Linked DNA regions of Mus musculus: region 2 is linked to region 1. The links are chromatin loops, found by intact Hi-C in ENCODE. Cell type or tissue: gastrocnemius. All regions are shown on one strand. Each heading gives the region's core, and the rest is flanking DNA. Links, peaks and the distances in the headings are about the cores only.

What was found. Hi-C counts contacts between places; a loop is a spot of excess contacts. Peaks named below come from ENCODE experiments on the same cell type or tissue, not always from the same donor. Only the 100,000 strongest peaks of a DNase experiment are listed, where the experiment ranks them.
Region 2: it touches region 1 in a loop (5-fold over the local background); 2 of 42 quality-filtered maps call a loop at or near these places.

Annotation. Positions count from the first base shown.
Region 1 is chr16:21,765,327-21,773,664 of GRCm38, reverse strand. Ehhadh (enoyl-Coenzyme A, hydratase/3-hydroxyacyl Coenzyme A dehydrogenase) reads left to right here. Exons shown (of 7, transcript NM_023737.3): 4 at 59-170; 5 at 3,145-3,249; 6 at 7,098-7,439. Among named protein-coding and RNA genes, the nearest start is that of Ehhadh, 18 kb to the left of the region's middle. In gastrocnemius, for the core only: CTCF peaks have their summits at 3,819 (motif pointing left) and 5,234 (motif pointing right); a DNase peak (open chromatin) is centred at 3,773.
Region 2 is chr16:22,018,282-22,026,619 of GRCm38, reverse strand. Senp2 (SUMO/sentrin specific peptidase 2) reads right to left here. Exons shown (of 17, transcript NM_029457.3): 5 at 8,193-8,283; 6 at 2,812-2,980. Among named protein-coding and RNA genes, the nearest start is that of Senp2, 13 kb to the right of the region's middle. In gastrocnemius, for the core only: a CTCF peak has its summit at 4,295 (motif pointing right); a DNase peak (open chromatin) is centred at 4,300.

The DNA.
Region 1 (8,338 bases), core at 157-8,156:
CTTGAGCTCACGTGCACTGTCTCTTTATGGTGGCCTGTCTGTCTTTAATGTTTTGTAGGCTCGTGTTGGCTTCCCGGAAGTGATGCTGGGAATTCTTCCTGGTGCAAGAGGAACGCAGCTTCTACCCAGGGTCGTTGGAGTTCCTGTTGCTCTTGACTTAATTACCTCAGGTCAGTGGAAACCCCAGTTATGATTTGGATCAATGTGGAGTACTAGACTAGAATCTAGAAAATCTTGTCTTGGTCACTTACTACCCATGTGGGTTCTAAGGAGGCTACTTTGCTTCTCTGACTCCAAATTTTGTCATCTGTAAAATATTGTTTCAATAACCTTCCTAAGCACTTCCCAAATATTTCCATGAGGACCCCGTGTACATGAGCAAACGGCTCATCAACCTGGGGTTTATGGGAGTTTATCTTTTTTATCCATAGACTACATGTTCATATAGGAACCATAACAGTCAGACCCGGCTTAGGAAGTTTAATGTCTGGGGCTGTGGGTATAGCTTAGTTGTAGGGTGCTTGTCCAGCTTGCATGAAACCTGGGTTTGTTCCTTGGCATAAAATCAGGTATTTATTCCAAACAAACACGTGTGGCTAAGTGTGCGCTTGTGCGCCATCTTTCCTTTCATCGTGTGCACAGTAGCAGTACCCACCAAAGGGTGATGATGCAGATTGTGTACTGTGCTTAGACCCGTCTTAGAGTTCCTCTTTCATCGGCTCCAGCTCAATATTGCTGTTTTCTAAGTAAGGTTACCATGAGGCTCCCACTTGCAGATGCCGTCCTATTGAATGAGCAGTTAACGTAGCAAAGGTTTAAATTCCGTTATTTTAGCAAAAGGTTGTGTAAACGTTTAATAAATTTCTCATCATTTTAAAATTATCTCAATCAGAAGCCATTCTAAGGTTCCATCTTAATTTCTAGTACAGTAAATATTGACAGATAAAACCTATGAAAATAGTAGCTCTTTAATTTCTAAGACTATAAATGGGTGATTTTTTAGAACTAATATTAGATATCTATATGACCTGATTTAAAAAAACTGACAGAAAAACAATATCTACATGTGCCAGCATAGAAATCAACAGTCTATATGAATTAAAAATAACTTTGTCCTCTTAAATGGGGTGTATGGAAGGAAACTAGATATATTGAATTCATATTCACTCAAACATCAGGTTACCAATTGTTTAATGATGGTATATTTTAAAGAACGAGAAGTATTTGAAGTGATTTCTATTCCTTCAAAGAATGCTTGGAATTAGCATTCTGCAGAAATTCAGTGTACGTGAGGCAGGTTACTCAGCAAAAGACAAAATAGAAATAGAATCATAGAATATATGCGTGGGTTCTGAGTTTGCACACCCAAAGGTTTACGGAATTAAACCAGTGAAGAAATTGAAGAAACTTGTCAGGAAGCTAAGAGTGCCGCAGAGTAAAATCAGGAAGAAAAACCACTTCTTAAACAAAGAAGAGCGAAGGGAACTTGACTGGCTTTCACAGGATGCCACCAGCTTGGCCCACCTCCGACTCATGGGCTGCCACCATTCTAGCACCATGAGAAAAGAAGCAGAGACTCTGAGATGGACAGGTTTTGACTTGTGGAGCAAAGGCCCCGTGAATCGGGAGACGCTGGCACAGGAGTCACACGCCTGCCTTCTTGAGTCGATGTTGTGATCTGGTGGCTGGGCTGGGGGTTGGCTTTAAAATGATAGCTCAGGTAGCTCAGAGACATTCCGTGACGACATTGAAATTTTAAGCTTTGGAAAAAATCTTGAAGAAATTGGGAAAGAATCATAGCAGTGTTAAATGTGTGGGAGGTGCTCTTGGTCACTCTGGGTCTCCCCACGGCTCATCTTCCAGCACTTTCGTTTTACAGCCTGCTAGACAGAGGTCCAGTCTACACTGTGTGTGGCCCAAGAAAGACTGAGTCTCAACCTGGCTGCGGCTTTGGGTTGAACATGCAGGACTTCCTTGTGTTTACTTGTTAGTAGTTCAGATCAGAACTGGGCCGTTGTCAAGGCATTATTAACCGAAAACATACCCATGATATTCTTTCTGTGCAACAGCCAGTCCCTCCATGGGCAGCTCACATTCCCCATCTTGTTATCTCAGAGCTCCTTGTAGTGCCCAGATTTTATTTTCCATGCCTTGGTCTTTTTGCCCTGCCTAAGGAGGGCATCTTTATACAGAGGACACTTGACAGCACTCGACTGCCCCACCCCTCTCCCCGGATGAGGAGGTTTGGAAGGTTTTGATGAAGCAAAAGAACCCTCAGCTGAGCACTGATTCCACCAAGTCTGGGATTAGGGCTTCACTTCTCTGCCAGGGCATTGAAGGAGCAGCTGTTTAATGGTGTCTGCTTCCTTCGAAACCTCCGTAGGAAGCAGGCTCGCAAAGCTCGCCCAGTCTGTAATCTAGGTCAGAGTCAAGGTGCTCACTAGCCAGAAAGGGATAAAACTCTGTCTGACTTCTCCTACGTGGTTCTCACTGTACTTGGTGGAATGCCAACCTAATCAATGTAGGTTCTCCTGTTCAGCCCACTAGCGTTGTGTCTGGGGACTGTCTCTCCTTGATCAGTACAGTTCCTGGTTTGCAGCCCAAAATCCAACCATTTCTCACACTTCTATACAGATACATAGGGTTATACACCTCTAAAAGGATATAAAGAGACCACTCACCCTTTACTGAATCCTCAGAATTACTATGGTAAGCATAATTACCTCCATTTATCAGAGATGAAACTGGAGTCCTCGCACAGTTCCCTGCGGTTTCTCTAACAGTAAGAATCAGAGCTACCGCTTAATTCAAAGAAGGCCACATCTGTAGGGATGTTCAACCACAATAGTTCAGCCTGGGCCTGGTGGTTCATACCTCTTAATCCCAGCACTCAGGAGTCAGAGACAAGTGGATCTCTGAGTTTGAGACCAGCCTGGTCTATGTGTGGAGTTCCTGGGCAGCCAGAGCTACATAGTGAGACCCAGTCTCAAAACCAAATCACCAAGTACAGTAGCCAGGTTGGCCTTAGGCATTTCACTTACCAGTTCGTATCTCCAGGAATGGCAACCTTCCCCACTAGACAGAGCAATGCCCCAGTGGGTCCTCGCACTGTTATTTGATTTGTTTTATTTCCTTTTGATCCAGGAAGACATATTTCAACAGATGAAGCACTCAAGCTTGGAATTCTGGATGTAGTTGTAAAGTCAGACCCAGTTGAAGAAGCCATCAAATTTGCTCAGACGGTTATAGGTAAACAATAATAGAAAATAGTGCAAGATTAGGAATAAGCTAAACATGCATTCTAATAAGGAACTCCTTAAGCAACTGATGGGGCATTCACTTAATAGAATGTAGCCAAGCTTTAAACTGCATTGATCTGGCATAAACTCCATGGTATATTGTATCAGCTAACGAAAACAATGTTATTTTAAGTGGTGTTTTGCGGATGGTGTAAGGAAACAAGGGGGTGGGGGTGGAAGAGAAGGTAAATATGTTGAGAGTGGGTATGCATAACTTCTGTGTATGTCGGAAGCGTTCACAGGCAGGGGAATGACTCTTTCTGGAGTGGAACTGGACATTTGCTGAAGTTCAAAGGCAATGCTCTATACTTTACTCTGCCGTGCTTTGGGGGATTTTATACCCTATGAGTGGTTTTTTTCCTGCTTGAAAATTAGAATTAAAGTTGAAACAGAGGAACAAGTATGTAGCTGGTCAGGCTCTGCAGGGCTCTCAGAGACAGCACAGCCTCTGTCTTGGGCAAGTGACTTCTGGCCCTGCTGGCTTGTAGACCAGCGGTATTCCTTCAAGTGTGCCTTTAGCACCACCTACTGATAGATGGCTTATTGGGTTTTGTTTTAGTTTAGTTTAGTTTTTTTTTTGTTTGTTTGTTTGTTTGTTTTGTTTTTGTTTTTTACTTCAAGCTGCGCCTTTAAAGCTAGAAAAAATTGAAACCGTTGCTGAGGACGTAACCAGGAGCTGAGTGTAAAGCCAGAGTTTAGTTTTCACTAGCCTTCTTTCAAGAAAAATCACAACAGAAGCCAAATGACTTGACAACCTCTGTGGGAAAGTTTATGGCGGCTGCAGCCTCTGAGCAGGGAGACGCCACCCCATAATCAGCTTCCAAACGCTAACACCATTGCATACACTAGCAAGATTTTGCTGAAAGGACCCAGATATAGCTGTCTCTTGTGAGACTATGCCGGGGCCTAGCAAACACAGAAGTGGATGCTCACAGTCAGCTATTGGATGGATCACAGGGCCCCCAATGGAGGAGCTAGAGAAAGTACCCAAGGAGCTAAAGGGATCTGCAACTCTATAGGTGGAACAACATTATGAACTAACCAGTACCCTGGAGCTCTTGATTCTAGCTGCATATGTTTCAAAAGATGGCCTAGTCGGCCATCACTGGAAAGAGAGGCCCACTGGACATACAAACTTTGTATGCCCCAATACAGGGTAACGCCAGGGCCAAAACAATGGGAATGGGTGGGTAGGGAAGTGGGGGAGGGTAGGGTATGGGGGACTTTTGGGATAGCATTGGAAATGTAATTGAGGAAAATACGTAATAAAAAATATTAAAAATTAAAAAAAAGAAAAGAAAAGAAAATACTCATGAAGATTGTCGGACTCCACTTAGTGACACGGAAGGCTCGGGCCACTCCAAGGCATGCCCCTGGCAGGGACCAGTTTTTGAAATTGTTTTTTATGGTCCAACTAGTTGTAGGTTTGGTGTGACAGTGGCACTCACACTACAAAGAGGAGGTATCGATGGGAAAATGCTGCTGCCTTCTAACTAGGAGTCAGCAAGTCCTGCCCGCAATGGAAGCACCCTCCCTGCAGCGCCATGCCTCCCTGTGGCGCTCTGCCTCCCAGGCTACTATCACTGGTCTGTGTCTCTGTGCCCCAGGGAGGGCTGCTTGGCTTGTGGGCACCGACTTGTATAATTTGCTTGCAGAGAGCGCCCCAGGCCACTATTGATTTCCATTTGTAGCAGCCTGGGTTCCCATAGGAAGTTCTGTCCTTCCCTGGTTTCCCTGAATTCAGCTTCGAGGGTTGAGTGCTTCAGACAGGATTAGAACCAAGGTCTATCACACTTACACTATGGTCCAGGGTGTTTATTGGTTTGGTTTTTAAAGTTAATTCTAAACATTAAACCCCAAAGTCTATAAAACAAAATGATGCTGGTCTCAGCAACATTACAGTTTGTCCACTTGATGGCACCCCAACGTTGAGCCATCGTCTGCCTTAAAACTCAAGTTGCCTAAGGTTCTGGCTAGGGGCAATTCTTTGTGATGGTTTGAAAACTTTGTTGAGAAGAGTGGATGGAGGTATGTAACTTGCTTGTGGTGAACAAGTGTTTCTGTGGTGAGGCTCTGCCTGAGTGGTAAGTGGTGTGTGGGGGTGTGTTGGTGTGTATGTGTGAGAGAGAGACAGACAGACAGACAAGAGGAGCCAAGGATGTTTTTCCTTTTCCTTTTTTTCCTAGTGCTTTCCTTGGTCTTGCTTTTCATTTTACTGCTTGCTCCTTGTAATCTACCTTTTGTCTGTCTGTGAATATTTCCAAGGTATGGAGTGGCCTGACCCACACAGGAGGCCTCCTGTTGAGGTGCCTCGGGCCGTGAGTGGCCTTCCTAGAGTTGACGATAGGCAATTGTTCTCTCCGTCATTTGTGGAGTCTAACATGGGTGCAGCACATTGGGTCAGAGGAAGAGGAAAGGAGTCTTGAGTCTTTTGTCTCTAAGGAAACAATTTATGTGAGGTACACATTGAGTCTCTTTAGGCAGACTGCTAATCTCTTCCTGCACAGTTGGCAGAAGGGTGTGTGGGAGAGGACTACATTTGTGTCTGTCTGAAGTATGACCCCCTTGTTTTGTAAAAATTTGTGAGCAGAACCAAGGGTAGAAGTGGTCACAAGCCTGGCTGAGTCTGCTTTGGTCCAGCCTTCCGGTTTTTTGTTTTGTTTTGTTTTGTTTTGTCTTTTATGCTATGATGGCTCATTCTTGAGATGGTAGATCTTCTTAGAACCCATTATGTGGTGCTGAGTTTTGGTAACTGTAATTGGGTGTGTGTGTGTGTGTGTGTGTGTGTGTGTGTGTGTGTGTGTGTGTGTGTGTATGTGTGTGCGTGCTTGCGCATGCATGAGTGCATGTTTATCTGATTTTAAAATCATCTCATTGAATTAAGAAGATTATAGAACCATATGGTTCTGGTGCCTAGCTCAAGTTCCTTTGTTGGCCCTCCCCCTAGAAAAATGTATAGTATTAAGAGTTCAGTGAAATTATGGCTGGTTTTGAGGTGGGTGCTTGGCAGGGAACAGAGTTCATTTACTTATTTAGTACCTGTGTATCAGTTCTCCCACCTGTGTATCAGTTCTCCCACCTGTGTATCCAGTTCTCCCACCTGTGTATCAGTTCTCCCACCTGTGTATCAGTTCTCCCACCTGTGTATCCAGTTCTCCCACCTGTGTATCAGTTCTCCCACCTGTGTATTCAGTTCTCCCACCTGTGTGTCTGGTTCTCCTACCTGTGTGTCAGTTATCCCACCTTTGTAGTCAGCTATCCCACCACCTTTTGGAGGGAAGGGGGAAAAAAAAAAGACTCTTTTTGCCATGTGGACTATCTTTTCTCCTGTATTAAAAATCAATTTACTATACTGTAAGTCCTTATCAATGAACTTACAATTCTTTTTTATTGCCAATCATTGCCCCATATAACATTTCCCTCTGTTATGGTATTTTAAAGATTTTGTCATTATTAGGGAAAGAATGTGAATAATTTTGAATAGATGATATTAAGTAAGAACTGTACTCTTTGTACAGATTAATATTTAATATATTATAAAGTTGTCTTGGCCTCAGAATAAAAAGAGACTGCACCTTTCATGTCTGAATTAGTAGCATAATACTTTCGATCTTCTACTTTACGGTCTGAAGTTACTAAGATTACAGACTTTGGATATCGTGTTTCATTAGATATTGTAGTGCGTAGCGTCTGACTGGGTTGTGGGAACCACGCACCGCACTGTCGTTTTGTTTTTGGGCAGTTCTGTTCTCTTTCTATTATGCTTACGATACTCTGACCTTTAGCAATTCCTTTCAGGTAAACCCATAGAACCCCGCAGGATCCTAAACAAGCCAGTCCCAAGCTTGCCCAACATGGACAGTGTTTTTGCAGAAGCCATTGCCAAGGTACGGAAGCAGTACCCTGGCCGCCTGGCTCCGGAGACTTGTGTCCGTTCAGTCCAGGCCTCCGTGAAGCATCCATATGAAGTGGCCATCAAGGAAGAAGCAAAGCTGTTTATGTACCTTCGGGGGTCGGGGCAGGCTAGAGCCCTGCAGTACGCCTTTTTTGCTGAAAAGTCTGCAAATAAGTGGTCAACTCCCTCAGGAGCATCTTGGAAAACAGCATCTGCTCAACCCGTCTCCTCGGTTGGTGTTCTTGGTAAGCATATTTCCAAACCTGCAGGTTTCTTTTAATCAATTGAAAAGTTCATACATGTGTCCATTGTGTCTGGATCAAGCTCCCCGCTTTCCCTTTCCCTCAGTTCCTCCCTTAGCCTCCCCGCCATTATTTTTTTTTTTTTCCTATTTCATGTGTTCTCTCTCTTTTTCAAAATCATGGAAGTCACTTAGTGCTGCTAGCATGTGCATGGTGTAAGGCCATCTACAGGCACGTGGGAAGCCTCCAGGGAGGAGGGAAAGCTGACTTCTCATGCCAACAGTCATTCACTGACCAATAGCCCAAAGCTTGCAGGTGGATGTCCTGCCCTCCTCCCCTTTATGCTGAGATTGTGTCTGGCTAGATGTTGTGCAGGTCTTGTGTGTGCAGCCAGAGCTGTTGTCGGTTCATATGTGCAATGGCACTGTTGTATGAAAAGCACAGCACACTTCAAATGTCACTTGCTTGGGGAAGCTATTATTTTGTTGAACATGGCACTCATGTTAACGCTTGTTAATTCTTGTAGGAGCCTATAAACTCTTTCCATCCTGCGGGTCAGCTCTAGGGACCTTCCAACTGTGGCAGTCCTGTCCATACATAGGCCATACGAGTGGAGTTTGTTTCCGGCTCTCAGCATGTACTCTCTGTTCACTGCCTTGAATACTATATTTTTGTCTTAATTATTGAAACTGGGAAGAGTGACTTTCCCAACTTTTTTTGAAAGATTTGTTTATTTTATATATGTGAGTACATTGTTGCTGTCTTCAGACACACCAGAAGAGGGCATCAGATCCCATTACTGAGATAACTGTGAGTCACCATGTGGTGGCTGGGAATTGAACTCAGGACCTCTGTAAGAGCAGCCAGTGCTCTTAATTGCTGAGCCATCTCTCCAACCCCAT
Region 2 (8,338 bases), core at 271-8,270, 250 kb before region 1:
GGTGAGTAGTAGCACAGAAACTTAGCCTCAGATCTAAGTAGACACTAGCCGGGGAGAGGTAGCCACAGACAGACTTCACTTGGAGCACATTGCTCTTAGAGTTGCTTTAGTCAAATTCTAGTTTTATACTTCTTTAAAAATCCCAGGGCTGGGGAGATGGCTCAGTGGTTAAGAGCACTGACTGCTCTTCCAGAGGCCCTGAGTTCAAATCCCAGCAACCACATGGTGGCTCACAACCATCTGTAATGGGATCTGATGCCCTCTTCTGGTGTGTCTGAAGACAGCTACAGTGTGTTCATATAAATAAATAAATAAATAAATAAATAAATAAATAAATAATAATAATAATATAAATAATAATAAAAAAAATCCCAAATCCTGCCAGGCGTGGTAGCACACGCCTTTAATCCCAGCACTCGGGAGGCAGAGGCAGGCGGATTTCTGAGTTCGAGGCCAGCCTAGTCTACAAAATGAGTTCCAAGACAGCTAGGGGCTACATAGAGAAACCCTGTCTCAAAAAACAAAAGAGAAAAAGAAAAAAAACCAAATCCTGAGCTCTTTAGAGAACAACTACATGGAGCCCTCCCCTTTAGGCCGGCCACTTGCTTTCCACTCTGCTTCACTATTTACACTATCTGTTAGACCCAAAGTCCTCAATCTGTGGGTCGAGAACCCCTTTGGGAGTTGAATGACCCTTTCACAGGGGTCGCCCTAAGACCACTAGAGAACACAGATATTTACAATTCATTTCAGAAGCAAAATTACAGTTATGAAGTAGCAACAATGAAAATAATTTTATAGTTGGGGTCACCAGAGCATGAGAAACAGTATTAAAGAGTTGCAGCATTGGGAACGGTGAGAACCACTGTGTTAGATCGTGGAGGTATTTGCATCTTTGACAGAACTATGCTGAAGAAAACTGAGTTGAACAGAAAACATCAGCAGAAATAATCCACTTTATAGCAAGAAATTTGCGGCTCCTGACTTTCTAGTTGGAGTGGTCTCCCCGTGTGTATCCCCAGTGGCCTTGTAGCCACATTACTCTGCATGGGTTCAGTCCTGTGCTGTATGGTCACCCTTTAGCATCTCATCCAGCTCACCTCGCCTGGTCCTTCCTGACCAAGAAACTCTTGTGATTGCTCTCCTCCTCCTCCTCCTCAGTCTGCACTGCAGACTACTTTCTTCTGCCTGCCATAAATGCCCAGAGCTCCTCTCACACTACAGTCTTCCCTGAATCATCTTTTCAGCTCACTTGAATTAAATGACATCAAAATGTAGAGAATCCAGAAATGTGTGTCTCTAACACTGCCTTCTTCTCAAAATTCCCATCGCATATATCCAGAGATTACAGGAGAGGTCTTCTGGCACGTTTCATGGGCACTTTAAACAAAATCCAAAACTGACGTCAGCATCTCCCCCCTAAACACAAAGGGCATTTTGGTCAGTGACGTATTTATCCAGAGCTGCAATTTGGGCCTCAGGTTCTCCCTAAATGCTCTGTGATATTCTCAATTGGCAAACACATTTATAAGACTGACTACCCATTGTTCTACAATCTGCCTACACAGTCATTGAAGATCTCTTAAAGCACTAAAGTTTCTCTTCTTAAAACTCTCAGCCTCTGGCCCACTATTCCCTTGGCCTTTCTGCTGAATTATAAGTTATTTATGTAAAACTCATGAAGGCAGGGGCCAAATGTATTCGGGATTCAGATACTAAATTACTTAAAACTAGTGCAGTATCTGGGACAAATAGCTCACAAAACCAACTGTCAAATTAAAATAGCTGATGGTACTGGGGAATGCTAGAGACAGAAATGAATGAAGATCTCAAGAGAGAATGAAGCCCTGTCTCCTCGCCGCACTAAGCGCTCGGGAAGGTGAAGGGAAGCGTGGAGCAGCACTTACCACCTTTACTCAGTCACACTTATGAAGGTTTACACAAATCAGCCAGGCAAGGCGTGTGGTGCTCTGTGTAATCCTAGCACTCAGGAGGCAGAGGCGGGCACATTTCTGTGTGTTCAAGGCCAGCCTGGTCTACATACTAAGTTCTAGGACAGCCAGGGTTATGTAAAGAGAGCCTGTCTTCAAAACATATAATTAAAAAGTAATCTCTTCCTCCAGGATTCCTTCCTTCTTTGTCAGTGGACCTGGCATCTGACACTCAGCGTCTAGAGTAGCACGGTCTGCACAGCAACCGTAGGTACGGTGAGTCAAAGCAGGTGAGGAGGCCAGGCAGGGAAGGGATGCTGGGACACTTTTAATTGCTGTACCCTTTTGGTACATTTTGAATTTTATGTCATAGAACACAAATTATTACTTAAAAAATCATTAAAAACATTTCTTTAAGATTTCAGGCTAACAGGGTTCCCCAATAAAGGAGCTAGAGAAAGTACCAAGGAGCTGAAGGGGTTTGCAGCCCCATAGAAGGAACAACAATATGAACTAACCAGTACCACTGGAGTTCCCTGGGACTAAACCACCAATCAAAGAAAACACATGGTGGGACTTATGGCTCCAGCTGCATATGCAGCAGAGGATGGCCTAGTCTGTCATCAATGTGAAGAGAGGCCCTAGGTCCTATGAAGGTTCTATGCCCCAATATAGGGGAATGCCTGGGCCAGGAAGCAGGAGTGGGTGGGCTGCAGAGCAGGGGGAGGACGGGAGGGGATAGGGGCTTTTCGGAGGGGAAACTAGGAAAGGGAATATAAATGAAGAAAATATTTAATAAATAATAAAAAATATTTAATAAGAGAATAAAAAGAAAAATTAAAAATAAAGATAAAAAAGATACCAGGCTAAAAGGGCTTACCTCCTCCACGGTGCAGTGGGGACGCCTCACACCCTTGCCACCCTCTTCAGAAATCATCTCTGTCACACCTTGCTCCTGAGGCTTCCATGTTAAGGAACTCTCTGGATTGCTTTTGCTATGGCGACGACCACTTGGCCTTCTATTATAGCCTTCCGATTTCAGCGTAAAACTGGAGAATAAAAGAAAATGAAAGACTGGATCATGGACTTGAGATCCAAGCTGCTAGTCACCCAACTATTCTGCTGATCTGGTTTAAGACCACTCATTTCTAAACAGTCACCATTTGCAATGTTAGACATACAAGCATTTCACTATGGAATGTCTGTTCTGACTACTAGAGCTGTCATATGAAAGGTGTCCTCATAGCCAGGGTTCCGGCCCCAGCCCCAGATTAAGCCCCCACAGCATATTCCTCTCTCTTGAATTATATACTTGTCCTTTACTCGCTGGGCACCATGGAAATACCAGCTACATGCTAGCAATTCCTATGCTGGGACAGTGCAGTATGCCTACAGTCCTAGCTACTCAGATTTCACACTGAATTTTGTTGCATCTTTAACTTAAAAATAGAGTACAGGCCTGTGGTTTTGTAGAATGCATTTTCATTTCATAAACTACTTTCACAGGTAAGTTTAGATATAAGAGTGAGTGATGATGTCCACCTCAGTGCAATATGCTTGGAGGCTGCTCTCCTGTGCCACTGCCGGCACCAATTATCTATTTAGGTAGTCTCAAGTATCAGGTTGATTTCTCTGTAACAAGTCACTTTTCTCTCCTTTATAATTAAAAGCAATTTAGGGGGGGAAATTGTAATGCTAATATAAGTATTCTAGGCCTTATCAAATCCCCACTTTAGCTCAACCAAGGCTCACCCATGCACTCATTACTGTGACAGTCACTGTCTCGCATGCCTTCTGCACTCTTTTCTCAGCATTTCCTATGGAGATCTGCCTTTACACAGTATACACCCATGCCCCGATATTGGTGTTACAAGCTTTATTCATTTTGATGTTTAAATTGTCTCCTATTTGGCCACTAAATACCAATCAAGCTTTCCCCCAAGTTGGGCTGGAGTTTCACGAATCTTTCAGTTCTCCTTCATGCTCTGATACAAGATACTCTTGTGTCAATTACTACTTTCCCTCCTACCTCTACAATTTATCTTTCACCCAAATTCAGAGCACCCCAGTTTTAATTAGGCAGTCAGCCTCTCCCCTTCCCCCAAACTCCCCTTTTCTTTTTGAGACAGGGTCTCCCTATATAACGTTAGCTGGACTCCAACTGGCTATATACAGACCAGGTTGTCCTTGAACTTGACATTACCAACCTATGCCTCCCAAGTTCTGGAATTAAAGGTGTATACTACCACAGCAGACTTTCATTTTAAAATGTTTTAAATATGTATTTTATTATTTTATGTATAAGTGCTTTTGTCTATATGTACATCTGTGCAAGGTGTGCATGCAGTACCCATAGAGGCCAGAAGAGGGCATCAGAACTGTAGAACTCAAGTTACATCTGAGTGCTGGGAACTGAACAAGGCGGGGTTCTCTACAAGAGCAACAAGTGCTCTCAATCCCAGATCAACCCTAAGGCCACGCAGATTTCCATTTTAATCATAAGTAGTTAGCCAAGGATTGCTAGATTTACATTTGCATGTGTTCATGTTTGCATGTGTGTACTTGTGCATATAAAAGCAAGAGGCTAACACACATGCCTATCTACCATATGTCTGCTGCTGCTCTTCTCCTGATATTTGAGGCAGGGTCTCCCAGAGCCTGGGAGCTCATCAATTCAGCTAGACTGGCTGGCCAATGAGCTCAGACGTTTGCCTGTTTCTCCCACTGCCAGCACTGTGGGTTTCGGAAGTGTACGGCTGTGCTATAGCTTTTACCTGCGAGCTAGGAACCCAAACTTAGCCTGTACAGCAGCACTTTATTTATTTAACTATTTTTCCAGGCCCAGATGTTTTAATAAAGACACTAACTTAAAGGATAAGACTAAAATAAAGCAAGGCAGTAGACAGACTGAGAGAAAGCCCTGGGGGCTGGGGAACAGAAAAAGGAAGGTCAAAAAAATGTAAAAATAATAAACAGCTTTGAAGATATGAAAAGGCACTGAACATTTATAATTGGAACAAGATACTTATAGAATAAATTCATGCAGATTGGAGAGGATTCTTACAATTTAAAAACCATGAGAGAGCTTTAGAAAAAAAATATCAGGAGGTGAAAACAGAAAAATTGAGAGTTCAAAGCCAACTTGGAATACATAGTGAGTTCAGGACAATCTGATTTACATAATAAATTTCAGTCTGGTGTGAACTATGTGGTTGAGACCATAGGCTAATCTAAACAACATAACAAAAAAACCAAACAAAACCACAAACAATAACAACAAAAACAAATAAAACATAGCTTTTTGGGAGGGTGTTTTTGTTTTTCGAGTCAGGGTCTCTTTCTATAGCCCTGGTTGTCTTGGAACTCAGTATGTAGACCAGGCTGGCCTTGAACTCAGATCTGCCTACCTCTGCCTCCCAGTGCTGGGATTAAAGATCTCCACCACATGGTTTTTTTTTTTTTTTTTTTTTTTTTTTTTTTTTGAGACAGGGTTTCTCTGTGTAGCCCCGGCTGTCCTGGAACTCACTTTGTAGACCAGGCTGGCCTCAAACTCAGAAATCCACCTGCCTCTGCCTCCCGAGTGCTGGGACTAAAGGCGTGCACCACCACACCCAGCTTCTACCACAGGGTTTTAAGAGGAACAAGGCAATAGAAGAGACAAAAGACTATTGAGTTAGATGCCACGCAATAGGAACCCTAGAATGTAACACCACACAGAGGACAGCCGACAAGGGAGCTCAAAGGGCACAAGAGATCGATCCCATGCCTCATGACCTGGATTTGATCCCTGGACCCCGCATGATGCAGAGAACTGCCTCTCACAAACTGTCTGGAACTTTTACACATATATTTACTAAATGCATATAAAATTTAAGAGGAAAGAAAATTACTGAAAAATAATATTTAATAGAACTAACAGTTCGGTGTATAAGATTTATCAGGCTATATTTAAGATTTATGTACTTTTCTGCATTCATATGCACACACAGTTTGAAAGAAATGAGTGTTGATTCTTTTAAAAAATAGTTCTCGCCTGGCAGTGGTGGTGCATGCCTTTAATCCCAACACTTGGGAAGCAGAGGCAGGCGGATTTCTGAGTTCAAGGCCAGCCTGGTCTACAGAATGAGTTCCAGAACAGCCAGGGCTACACAGAGAAACCTTTTGTCAAAAAAACACAAAAACCAAAAAAAAAAAAAAAGGGGGGGGGGATAAATAAATAAATAAAAATAGTTTTCAAGGAGGCTGGAGAGATTGCTCAATTTAACACACTTGCTATTCTTTCTAAGTACCAGGATTCAGTTCCTAGCACCCACAAAGTGTTTAATAACTATCTGTGTAATTCCAGGGGTTCTAATACCCGCTTCTGGCCTCTGTGGGCAAAACACTCATACACAGAAATACAGATGAGCTTTTTACCTCATTCTAGGATGGTCATTATCTCACTTTTGACTTCTCCCTTTATCCAACTGTCATTTAATAGTGTGTTGTTTAGTTTCCATGTGTCTGGACACTTCCTGCTGTTTTTACTGTTGTTGATGACTAGTTTTATTCTTTTGTGGTCACATAGGATGCAGGATGTTATTTTAATCTTCCTACATTTGTATTGAGACTGGCTTTGTGTTCAAAAATGTGGTTAATTTTGGAGAAAATTATAAAAGCTGCTGAGAAGAAAGTGTATTCCCTAATTGGACGACTCATATTACCAAAGAAAATAGCCAGTACCAGGAATGGGCTACCTCTCTTTTGAGTTGGTGGCTAATGGAATCCTATAGACCAACCCCCTAAACATTACAGGCTATTGCCAATGCTTTTGGTTACCCTCCAGAACTTGACAGTAATCCCTATTCCTGAAAACCACCAAATACTTGAGTCACAGAACATAGAGAAATCTAAATGGTACTCAACAGAAAGCTTAGACCACATTGGCTGGCTTACATGCTGGAAGATGCTATGTATGCCACCAGAAGAAAAACACTCACCAAACTCCCCAGCCATGAGCCCAGCAAGCTGTAACGATGGTGCAACAATGGCACACATTTTATGGGAGCAACCAGCCAATTCTAATTAGATTTAAGGCCTGCTCCATGAGATGAAACCCACATGGACATTGTCAATAAGGCCAAGAACCTTATTAAGGCAAGATAAGTCACTGGGTTGGGAGGAGGGAATTCAATAGTACTATTCTGCTAAATGGACATAGCAATAAAATGACTCTTAATCATGGGTATAACCATAGACCAGTGCATCTCTCAATTCTCATTAGACAAGCTTCTCACGGTGGTGGTTATTAACACAGAAACCCACAATGGGCCAATGTACAGAGAATAAGTGACTTTGGAATACTCAGCCCTAAATGGGTTGTCTATATCACACTTTTCCCTTCAAGGTTCAGGGATCTACATAAGGGAGTGCAGAAAGACAGCAAGAACTGGAGGTGATAAGAGTGGTAAGAAAACACTCTTTTCCATATACAACAGGCAGATGTACCTATGAAATCACAATGAGACTGTGACAGCGTGCACGAAGGCTGTGTAAGCTAAAGCAAAACAAAAGCCTAGCATGGCAGTAGGGACAAAGTCCAGTCCCTAGCTGAGGAGTTATTGGTATCTGACCGCTTGTAGAAAAGAGAAAGTCAGTTTTCTTAAGTGGAGTGACACCAGGTATATCTATTATATCTATCAAGGCAGGTTCCATACAGGAGTAGCTAGCAACACAAACCAGACTCGATGAGGGACGAGAAGGAGAGACATGAAGAGGGTGAGAGAGACAGAGGGAAAAGGAGAGGAAGAGGAATGGAGGGAGAGAGGGGACAAGAAGTTCAGTGGGCAGGGAGGTGGGGGAGGACCTAGGAGAAGTTGGAGATGAACATGATCAAAGTACATTGTGTGAAATTCTCAAAGATAAATAAAAAACATAAGACAGGGGGTTGCAGAAATAGCTCAGTGATTAAAAGTACTGGCTGCTTTTCCAGAGGACCAGGGTTGGAGGTTCTTGTGGCCTCCTCAGGCACCAGCTACAAAAGTACTACACTGGTATCTAGGCAAAATACTCATATACATACAATTATTAAAAATAAAATATATTAAAATGATTTTCAAAACCAAGTCATACTGTGGACATGTAATATAACTGGAAAAGAAACCAGCTCAAGTCTAACTCGTCACATGCTACCAGCTAGTACCCTCAGATTATGTAACAGAACGCAGTGAAATCACCTAACAACAGTGAGTTTCACTTACAGAAGAGGACCATCTAACTTACCCAAAGGAGGGCAGGACTCTCCGTGGCTGATCGCGGGTCACTGTCACTCTGATCTTTGGATAGTCGCTTATTCCATTAGGAGATTTATTACCTTTAACAACATATGTATAATGAGGAGAAAAGATACCAGTCAGCAGCCTGAATGG